Linked DNA regions of Homo sapiens: region 1 is linked to region 2. Evidence: chromatin contacts called from ENCODE POLR2A ChIA-PET data. All regions are on one chromosome and are shown on one strand. Each heading gives the region's core, a stretch centred on a gene start or an enhancer-like site at or near the end of the contact. The rest is flanking DNA. Distances are from core to core; before and after follow the strand shown.

What was found. ChIA-PET counts read pairs that join two places held with the same protein, here RNA polymerase II (POLR2A).
Region 1: POLR2A ChIA-PET joins it to region 2 with 12 read pairs in activated T-cell. The contact joins the promoter of MRTFA-AS1 here to the promoter of MIEF1 in region 2. POLR2A ChIA-PET finds 5 or more read pairs at or near these places in 2 of 52 experiments (AG04450 and activated T-cell).

Annotation. Positions count from the first base shown.
Region 1 is chr22:40,518,298-40,523,160 of GRCh38, reverse strand. It overlaps MRTFA-AS1 (MRTFA antisense RNA 1), which reads right to left and starts at 1,361. Exons shown (of 4, transcript NR_109965.1): 1 at 188-1,361. All of the region lies in intron 3 of MRTFA (myocardin related transcription factor A), which reads left to right.
Region 2 is chr22:39,500,190-39,505,216 of GRCh38, reverse strand. It overlaps MIEF1 (mitochondrial elongation factor 1), which reads right to left and starts at 2,927. Exons shown (of 6, transcript NM_019008.6): 1 at 2,780-2,927; 2 at 683-1,014. It overlaps LOC105373035 (a long non-coding RNA gene), which reads left to right and starts at 3,057. Exons shown (of 3, transcript XR_938263.4): 1 at 3,057-3,183; 2 at 3,625-3,953; 3 at 4,649-4,725. MIURF (mitochondrial elongation factor 1 upstream open reading frame) reads right to left here and starts at 986. Exons shown (of 1, transcript NM_001414695.1): 1 at 774-986. The coding sequence starts at 986. The coding sequence ends at 774. RefSeq lists a silencer at 2,529-2,638 and enhancers at 2,146-2,645, 2,739-2,788, 2,646-3,147.

The DNA.
Region 1 (4,863 bases), core at 112-2,611, 1.0 Mb before region 2:
AAACGTTCACAATTTGACAACTTTTTTTTTTTTTTGCCATTTTTCTTCATTTTTCAAAGAAAGAACAAATAGGCTTATTTTTGGCATTCTAGAATGTTTAACTGGGAAGGATCTTAGACATGACCTGATAACAAACCTTGGTTTTACAGGTGAACAGACGGGGGGCTAAGAATGTTAAGTGACTTACCCAAGATCATATAGCGTGGACTCCCTGTGACCTGATTTTCAAACTACTGATCTTTGGAACTCCTGTGCTACCCCTCTGTGTTGCTGAAGGCCATCTATTCTTAGTTGGTTCTATTGATGTTGGTTGAAACCATCCCGAACATACCTGTGGCTAGGCACAGTGGCTCACGTCTGTAATCCCAGCACTTTGGGAGGTTGAGGGGGGCGGATCACTTCAGGTCAGGAGTTGGAGTCCAGCCTGGCCAACATGATGAAACCCCATCTCTGCTAAAAATACAAAAATTAGCAAGGCATGGTGGTGCACACCTGTGACTCTAGCTACTCGGGAGGCGGAGGCAGGAGAATTGCTTGAACCCTGGAGGCAGAGGTTGCAGTGAATTGAGACCACACCACTGCACTCCAGCCTGGGTGACAGAGTGAGACCCTGCCTCAAAACAAAACAAAACAACCATCCTGCACAATTATGAGTGAGAGTAAATCCAACACATCTCACAGCATCTTGGGAAAATGATAAGGCTCACTTTCTTCTTTCCCTTCAGTGTGAACTCATGTAATAACTTCAGAGAAAGGCATTTCCCTGCTGTCTGGAAGTTGAACTCCTTCTACAAACTGGTGGAGCTTGCTGCCCAGTCCTGTGCCCTCCGAGCTGAGGGGAAGGCGTGGGGATTTTCTGTTCTACTGAAATGGCAGGATTATGTCATAGCAGTGGTTTTGAGTGTTTAGAGGTAGTGTTATTTTAATTATTTTTCTAACTCTGGTTTAAATAAAAACTTACAAATCAGGAAAGAACTGGCTATCTGTATGTTAAAAAAATTAAGAGAGGGCTGGGTGCAGTGTCTCACGCCTGTAATCCCAACACTTTGGGAGGCCGAGGTGGGTGGATCACGAAGTCAGGAGATCGAGACCATCCTGGCCAACCAACATGGTGAAACCCCGTCTCTACTAAAAATACAAAAATTAGCTGGGCGTGGTGGCGTGCGCCTGTAATCCCAGCTACGCAGGAGGCTGAGGCAGGAGAATCGCTTGAACCTGGGAGGCGGAGGTTGCAGTGAACCGAGATTGTGCCAGTGCACTCCAGCCTGGCCAACAGAACAAGACTCCGTCTTAAAAAAAAAAAAAGGAGAGAGAGAGAGGGAACATTGACTCTTACCTTGTACCATCCCAAAAATTCATTTGAGGCCGGGTGTGGTGGCTCATGCCTGTAATCCCAGCCCTTTGTGAGGTCAAGGTGGGTGGATCGCTTGCGATCAGGAGTTGGAGACCAGCCTGGCCAACATGGTAAAACCCTATCTATACTAAAATACAAAAATTGGCCAGGCGTGGTAGCGGGCACACATAGTCCCAGCTACTTGGGAAGCTGAGGCAGGAGAATTGCTTGAACCCAGGAGGCAGAGGTTGCAGTGAGCCAAGATTGCACCCCTGCATTCCAGCCTGGGTGACAGAGTGAGACTCTGTCTCATAATTAATTAATTAATTAATTAATTCAGGCTGTGGGATACTGCTCAGCAACTTTTAAAAAGGGGCAAACTTTAAACGTTTTAGAAATAAAACACCCTGAATGACTCTTGAGAATTACTCTGAGTGAAAAAAGCCAATCCTAAAATGTTACCTATTGTATGATTCTATTTATATAACATTCTTGAAATGACAAAATTATAGATATGAAGCACAGATTGGTTCTTCATATTGTCAGGGCCTGTGGATGGTGTGGGGCTGAAAGTAGATGTGGCTATAAAAGGTCAACATGAGGGATCCTCAGGGTGATGGAAATGTGTATGTTGACTAACAGTGCCAGTATTCTGGTTGTAATATTGTACTGTAGTTTTGCAAGATGTTATCATTGGAGGGAACTGAGTAAAGGATACATGAGCTCTTTGTATTATTTATTATGTGAATCTATAATTATCTCAGAATGAAAAGTTTATACATGAGCTGTTTATTATTTCTTATTATGTGAATCTATAATTATCTCAGAATGAAAAGTTTAAAAACTACAATTTGGCAGCTTTTCAAAAAGTTAAACATAGATCCTGTGACCTAGCAATTCTACTTCTAGATATATATCCTAGAAAACTGAAAACATTTGTCTGTGTATTTTTACACAGACAAATGTTCATAGCAGCTTTTTCAAAATAGCTAAAAAGTGGAAACAACCCACATGTCTTTCAGTTGATGAATAAACAAAATATGGTATATCCATACAATGGAATATTATTCACTCATAAAAAGAAATCACTGTTGATATATGTTATAAAATGAATGAACCTTGGCCTTGTGTGGTGGCTTATGCCTATAATCCCAGTACTTTGGGAGGCCAAGGCAGGTGGATCGCTTGAGCCCAGGAGTTTGAGACCAGCCTGGGCAACATGGCGAAACCTATGTCTACTAAAAATACAGAAAAATTAGCCAGGCTGGTGGCATGTGCCTATAGTCTCAGCTACTCGGGAGGCTGAGGCACAACAGTCGCTTGAACCTGGGAGATGGAGGTTGCAGTGAACGGGGATCAAGCCACTTGCACTCTAGCCTGGGTGACAGAACGAGACTCGTCTTAAAAAAAAAAATGATGAACCTTAAAAACATTTTCCAAATGAAAGGACATAGACATAAAAGGCCACATATTGTGTGATTCCATTTAAATGAAATGTCCAGAACAGGAAATGGAGAGTGACTGCTGATGGATACAGGGTTTATTTTTGGGGCAATGAAAATGTTCTGGAATTAGTTGCGATAAACTATGGAATTATGCACTTTGAATGGTTGAATTTTATAGTATGTGAATTGTATCTCAATTTTTTAAATTGTGTGAGGAAAAAAATTCAGGTTTCTCTAGAGTGACAGCAGATCAGTGATTGCCTGGGGCTGGAAGTGGAAGGAGAAATTGAATACAAAGGGACACAAGAAAACCCTAGGGATGAAAATATATCTCTTTATTGTCGTGGTTATACAGGCATATGCAATTGTCAGAACGCTTTGAATTGTACACTAGGTGAAGTTTATTGTGTCTGAATTGAAGTTCAATAAAGTTAGTTTTTAAAACTTATAATAAAATTATCTCTAGTTGTTGTAAGCTTAAAATGACCTTTAGGTTAAAATTATCTTATCTCTTATTAATTATAAGGCCAACAACTATTGCAAAAATTACCTCATAGAGTCTGACTTCCGTTGCTAGTTTCTATCCAGTTTCCAAAGTGAAACTAGATTGATCACTTTCACTCAGACTTTGCTCTTAGGCGTTTGTACTAGCCTGACTCCATTATTGTGCTTTTCAGAACCCATGAGTGGGTGTGATTGTTATAACATTTTTTTTAAGTTTATGGAACATTCTATTGCTTTTATTTCTTTTTTGCTTTTATGTACAACAGAAAAATGTCTCAAATTGGGTATAACAAATCAGCGTGATTGCCTTTCACCTCCACTTTGGAGTGCTTTGAGCCAGTTTGGACACAAGGAGGTTGGAGTTAAAATGACTCCTGAAGGAAGTAAGCAAGCATGAGAAGAGAGGGCAGCACTGGTAGGTAACGCTAAAACAACATCGCCTTCATCTCTCAACCCTGATCTCTTTCCAAGAAGTGAGCTGACTAAATGAAATATTACACAAAACCCTCCAAGGTTTGAGAAGAGTTCTAGAGGGTAGTCTCTAAGTGAGAAGGACCATCTCTATAGGTGGCCCTGAGTTTTATCCTCAAATTTCCTTCTACGCCATGTACCCATCCTCACTCATTTTTCGGGTCCCACCAAGCCTAAACTCAGGGGTAGTTTTCCATTTAAAATTCTGCCTCACAGGTGGACACATCTTTTTTATTGTTTCCCTTAAGCACAGATTAGACTAACTTTATTAAAAGAGATCATGCAGGAGCATCCCTTGAGACCGGGAGGCAGAGGTTGCGGTGAGCCAAGATCCTGCCACTACACTCTGGCTTGGGCAACAGAGTGAGACCCTGCTTCAAAAAAAAAAAACCCCAAAAACAAAACCACCACCACCACCACCAAAAGCCTCCAAAACAAAAATCACGAAAACATAAAAGAGACATATGTCTAGAATATCGAATTCTAAGTGGATTTTGTAAGAATTCCAGCAAAAATAAATATATTTAAAATGATAATAGCTAACACTTAGAGTTTACAGTGCATGAAGAGGAAAGACAGACACTGGTTTTTTTTTTTTTTTTTTTTTTTTTTGGAGACAGAGTCTCACTCTGTCGCCCAGGCTGGAGTGCAGTGGCATGATCTTGGCTCACTGCAACCTACGCATCCTGGGTTCACGCCATTCTCCTTCCTCAGCTTCCTGAGAAGCCGGGACTACAGGTGCCCGCCACCACACCCAGCTAATTTTTTTTGTATTTTTAGTAGAGACGGGGTTTCACCTTGTTAGCCAGGATGATCTCGATCTTCTGACTTTGTGATCCGCCCACCTCGGCCTCCCAAAGTGCTGGCATTACAGGCGTGAGCCACCGTGCCTGGCCTGTTTTGTTTTTTTCTGTACTCTACTACTCCTTTCAACACTCCACCTCTGATGACATCAGATGTGTAGGTTTTGTTTTTTTTTTTCCCTCACCAACAACCAATTCTCCAACCATCTGGTCACCAACTGGATATTCTACAATTTAACTCAATTATGACATTAATTCCCTGGAGTTAGTGCAGACCCCCACAGGTTAAGGGCTCAGGCCCACAAGA
Region 2 (5,027 bases), core at 1,678-4,177:
AGACCCCGTCTCTTTTTTTTTTGGAGACGGAGTGTCACTCTGTCACCCAGGCTGGAGTGCAGTGGCGCGATCTTGGTTCACTGCAACCTCCACGTGCCGGGTTCAAGCAATTCTCCTGCCTCAGCCTCCTGAGTAGCTGGGACTTAAGGCATGCGCCACCATGCCCGCCTAATTTTTTGTATTTTTGGTAGAGACAGGGTTTCACCATGCTGACCAGGCTGGTCTCGAACTCCTGACCTTGTGATCCTCCTGCCTTGGCCTCCTAAAGTGGTGGGATTACAGGCGTGAGCCACCGCACCGGGCCAACCCTGTCTCTTAAAAAAGAAAATTGCAGTTCCCACTCCAGGCATTTGCTTATTCCTGCCCTGCTGCTGGTAAACCTCTATTTCTCATTTGAGGCAGACCTCAAATGTCCTCTTTTTTCCCCCCCACCCCAGAGACAGGGTCTCATTCTGTCACCCAGCCTGGAGTGCAGTGGTGCAATCATACCTCACTGCAGCCTCAACCTCCTGGGCTGAAGCCATCCTCCTGCCTCAGCCTCCTGCAGAGTTGGGACTATAGGTGCACACCAGTGCACCTGGCTCTGCACTGATTTCTAATGACTAAAAGGATGACTTTGATCCTTTTCTCGGTCCCTTGCAACAAAAAATAAGGAAACCTACAGGAACGAGGGCCTACGTACCTGAGGCTTCTTAATACATCTGTAAGATGGGGATGGAAGAGAGCAGGAGTGTCTACAGAAGGCACCTTTGTCCTCTTTCCCTTGGAGGATCCTAAATGATCCTCCCCAATTTGCCGTTGAGAAAGACCAGGCCCTTCTCCAGCTGCCTCTCCCGGGCCTCAGCGTCCTCTAGCTTCTGATTTTTTCGGAATTCACGGCGGATGGAGGCAAAGTAGAAGTCTCGATCAGTGTAGCGAAGCTGTCGGCCCTGGCGCAACAGAGCCCGATAGAGACTCAGCACCGCCTCTCGGCTCCACGGGGCCATGGGGGACTGGCAGGGGCTGGGTGTCACACTATAAACAGAAGGAAAGACATACAAGCCTAGTATCAGAATTAATAACAAAAGGACCTGTAGAGACTATGTGAGGGCTTTTTAATCCAAGTTCCAGAGACCCCCCGCTCCAGGTCACCGTATGACTTAATGGCAAGACTAGAACTAGAGACCCCAGCCTCTGGATGCCCATTCTGGAAACATACAGGTTGTGGTTCACCAGGGCTCAAATCCTGGCCCTGCCACTTACTTGCCATATGACTTTGGGCAAAGGACTGAACCCCCGCTGAGCACCAGCTTCCTCACTTATAAAATGGAGATTAGGATATTATGGCAATAGTACCTACCACATAGGATTATTTTGAGAACTGTGCACGTAATGAACGGTAATAGAACTTCACCACAGGGGGTGATCTAGGAGGGTTGAAGACAAGCACTCAGCCATACTTGAATCCTGGCACCAGCACTTACGAGCTGCATGACCGTGGGCAAGTCTCCTAACCTCTCTGTGACTGTCTCAGTTCCTCATCTGTGAAGTGAGGATAAAAATCATATTTTGCCCATACGGTTGGCATAAGCACTAAATGAGTTTAATGTATGTGAATATGTTTAGAACAGCACTTGGCACACACGAAGCACTCTATCAACAGCAGATATTATTAGTAGCACCTAGCCAGGTTTGTAAATGCTCAATAAATAATTACATTTAAGTATAAACTGCCACTGCCTTCCTTCAGTAACAATAAACCCTTACACAAGCATATCTGTAAAGTGCTTTGTTGCCCATGACCACATTTAAATTAAGAATCTAGAAGGTGGTCAGGGTTCTTAGTAACAGTAAATGCTTATTGCATTATATTGCACTATATACAACGTGCAATGTTCGAAGCATGTCTCACATAACAACTCATTCTGTCAGCTACCCTAGGGGTCAACATTACCCCATTTTAAGTGGAGGAAACAATCTCCCAGAGGGAAGTAACTTGCCCGCGGGCCCACAGCTGTCAAGGGGAGGGCTGCACTCCTGACCCCAACTCTGCCTGCCTCTGGAATGAGTTACCCTTTGCTGGAGCCGGACCGTGTGTACAGCACTTCTGGGTGCTCCACGAACTTTCCCAGCACAGCGCTTGGCACATACAAGGGGCTCAAAATTATGCGTAACGGAGAGAATTTCACAACGTCCCTATGTGGAAGAAATGATCACCTCCGTTTCAGAAATAAAGAAATGACACCAAGTGGGGGAAGTATTTGGCTGGAAAAAAAGATTGGACTTTGGGCCCAAAGTCCGCGAGCCCTTAGCCTCCGGCCTTGCTAACTTCCTGCGCAAGCTTGAGCAAGCCACCATCCCTGCCCATTTTTCCTCAACTGTTTAAGAGATCCCTCGGCCCTAAGGACCTCCCGATGCAGAAAATCAACAGAAGTGTTTGATGCTGTAAAAGGCGACTGTCACGGCGAGGGCTGTAACTACAAGGTCGCTGGGCGACTGGGCGGCTGAGCCCCAGCCAGTCTGCACTTCACCAACCGTGGGGGCCGGGCCGGGGTGCGGAGGCCCAGAGGCCAGGGCAGGCCTGCTTCGGGGCACTGGAGGTCTCCGAGGTTGGGGCGGGGCGGGGCAGCCGAGGGGTCTCCCAGGGGAAAGTCCAGGGCGGGATGGGGCGAGACCCCCGGCTGCATGCTGGTATCCTGACTCCGGGCCGCATGCGAGGCGCCGGCAGCAGCCTGAGAGGAGGCGCTGCAACCTCCCCGCCGCCCAGCCGCCGGCGGCCCTCATTCCTTCTCTCACTCACCCGCAGGCCGTGCGCGCTACCACTCCGCAGGACTCGCCTCTGGCCGGGTACCTCTCCCCGGGTCACCCATCAACATGGCCCCTTCACTTCCGGGACACGACCTTGCGCACGGAGCTGCGAAGGGGCTGAAGGGAGCACGAGGGCGAGTGGAGGCGGAGGGACTTCCGGTCTTCTCCAAGCTCTCTCTCGGGCCCCGCCCCCTGCGCATGATTCCGCCCCCCAATCCTGAGCCCCGCCTCCGTGTGTGACCTCACCAAGGGACTGGCCTGCAGAGGCCACTCGCGCCCCGCCCCCAGAGGACTCCGGTGTCCGGGTCCGGCTGTGGGTACCGGGGTGGTCCCGATGCTGGCAGAAGTTCAGAGGGCAGGAGGTAGCCTCGCTGTCCAACAAGGCTGCCGCACCGGGTAGGCCCCTCACCTGCTGGCAACCCCTTAGCCTGTCGGGGTACCTGGCCAGCCTCCTGTACTGTATATGCTGATCTCTGGCTGGGGCCCTGGGGTACCTGAGGGAATTCTAACACTAATATTCAGAGCTCCTCAAAACCCATTTTCTCAGATCGCCTTCTTTTCATCCCTCCATGCTGTTCCTACTCCCCAGGCCCCATGGCTTCTGGCAAACTCCTACCCTTCCTTCAAAGTCTACCTCAAATGCCCCCCTTCACTGGGAAATCTCTCCCAGCCCCTTCCTCGCCTCCCTCTAACACACTCACGTGCCTTCTTTGGGCCCCACGGAAATGTCTGCACATCTTACGCCTCATAATCTGTTCAACAACAAAACGTATTTCTTGGCGCCTACCATATGCCAGGCACTGTAATTTATCCATTTGCTTCTCTGTCTCTCACTAGATTTGAGGACGGAGGCCGTGTCTCTATGGAAGCTCCCTCCCCCAACTGCCTCCCTCCATGCCTGGCTCTGCCAAGCCCAGGGCCTGGGGCTTTGGAGTCCGGGGCCACCGGGGCCACCGCTGGCTCCTAGTTCCAGTTCCACCACTTAGGGACAGCTGCCCTCTGCCAAGTTTCCTAACCTCACCCAGCCTTGGGGCTGTGGTGAGGATTAAAAGGTAATATCTACCAGTAGAGGGGTGGGCAATTGCAGAATAGTCAGGCTATCTGATAAAAGGACGAGAACCAGGAGAAGAACATTGCAGGGAAGAGCATTTCAGGCCTCCCCCCAGGTAAGCCTTTAAGCTCAGCGTGGTCTAGGAGCCACAGGGAGAAAGCCAGTGCTTTCGCAGCTGAGTGAGCAGGAGCTGGGAAAGAGGCCAGAGGGGAGGCCCTTACCAGAACTGGGAGGGAGATGGCGGGTGCAAAGGAACCACAGCAGGGTTCAGAGCCAAGAAGTGCTGGGATCTGACTTCCCTTTCAATGGGATCTGTCTGGCTTGAGAATAACGGAATGGAACCAGGGCTGAGGCAGGGAGACCAATCAAGAGTCTGTTGCAGGGCTGGGCACGGTGGCTCACGTCTGTAATCCCAGCACTTTGGGAGGCTGAGGTGGGCGGATCTACTTGAGGTCAGGAGTTCGAGACCAGCCTGACCAACATGGTGAAACCCCATCTCTACTAAAAATACAAAAATTAGCCGGGAGTGGTGGCATTGTACCTGTAATCCCAGTTACTTGGGAGGCTGAGGCAGGAGAATTGCTTGAGCCTGGGAGGCAGAGGTTGCAGTGAGCCAAGATCACGCTACTGTACTCCAGCCTGGGCGACAGAACAAGACTCGGTCTCAAAAAAAAGAAAAAGAAAAGAAAAGAAAACCAAGATGGAGAGAGGCATAGTAGTTTCTAAGACACTGAGCTAAGAAGGAAAGAAGCTTTCAGTGGAAGCCAAGTCTGTCTTACTCTGAAATGTGTGTTCTTTCCACTCTTTCAGGCTGCCCTAATTTGCTTTTTAAAGAATTTTGTGACCCAAATAAATATAATTGGTGGCATTTCCATCGGCATACCAGATGACCTCTTCATATCTCTCCTGACTTTCTTGTTCTATGGAATGTTATTTTTCGGAGGGAGGGACAGAGGGAGGTCATTTGGAGGGGTCTCCCCTTCGGATCAGCCCCTCTAGATCCACTTGCTCTTCAGGGTCTTATCTTTACTTAGACTGACAAGGCCTCTCCCTGCCCCCGATGCTTCCGTGGCAATGGAGTGTGGGCAGTGAGGTGGTATCTAGCACTTACATGTACGTACCCATGGTGCCTTTGTAGGCCAGAGACCCACGGCAGGGGGCACTGACCCAAACCTCAGGGCTCTGCCAG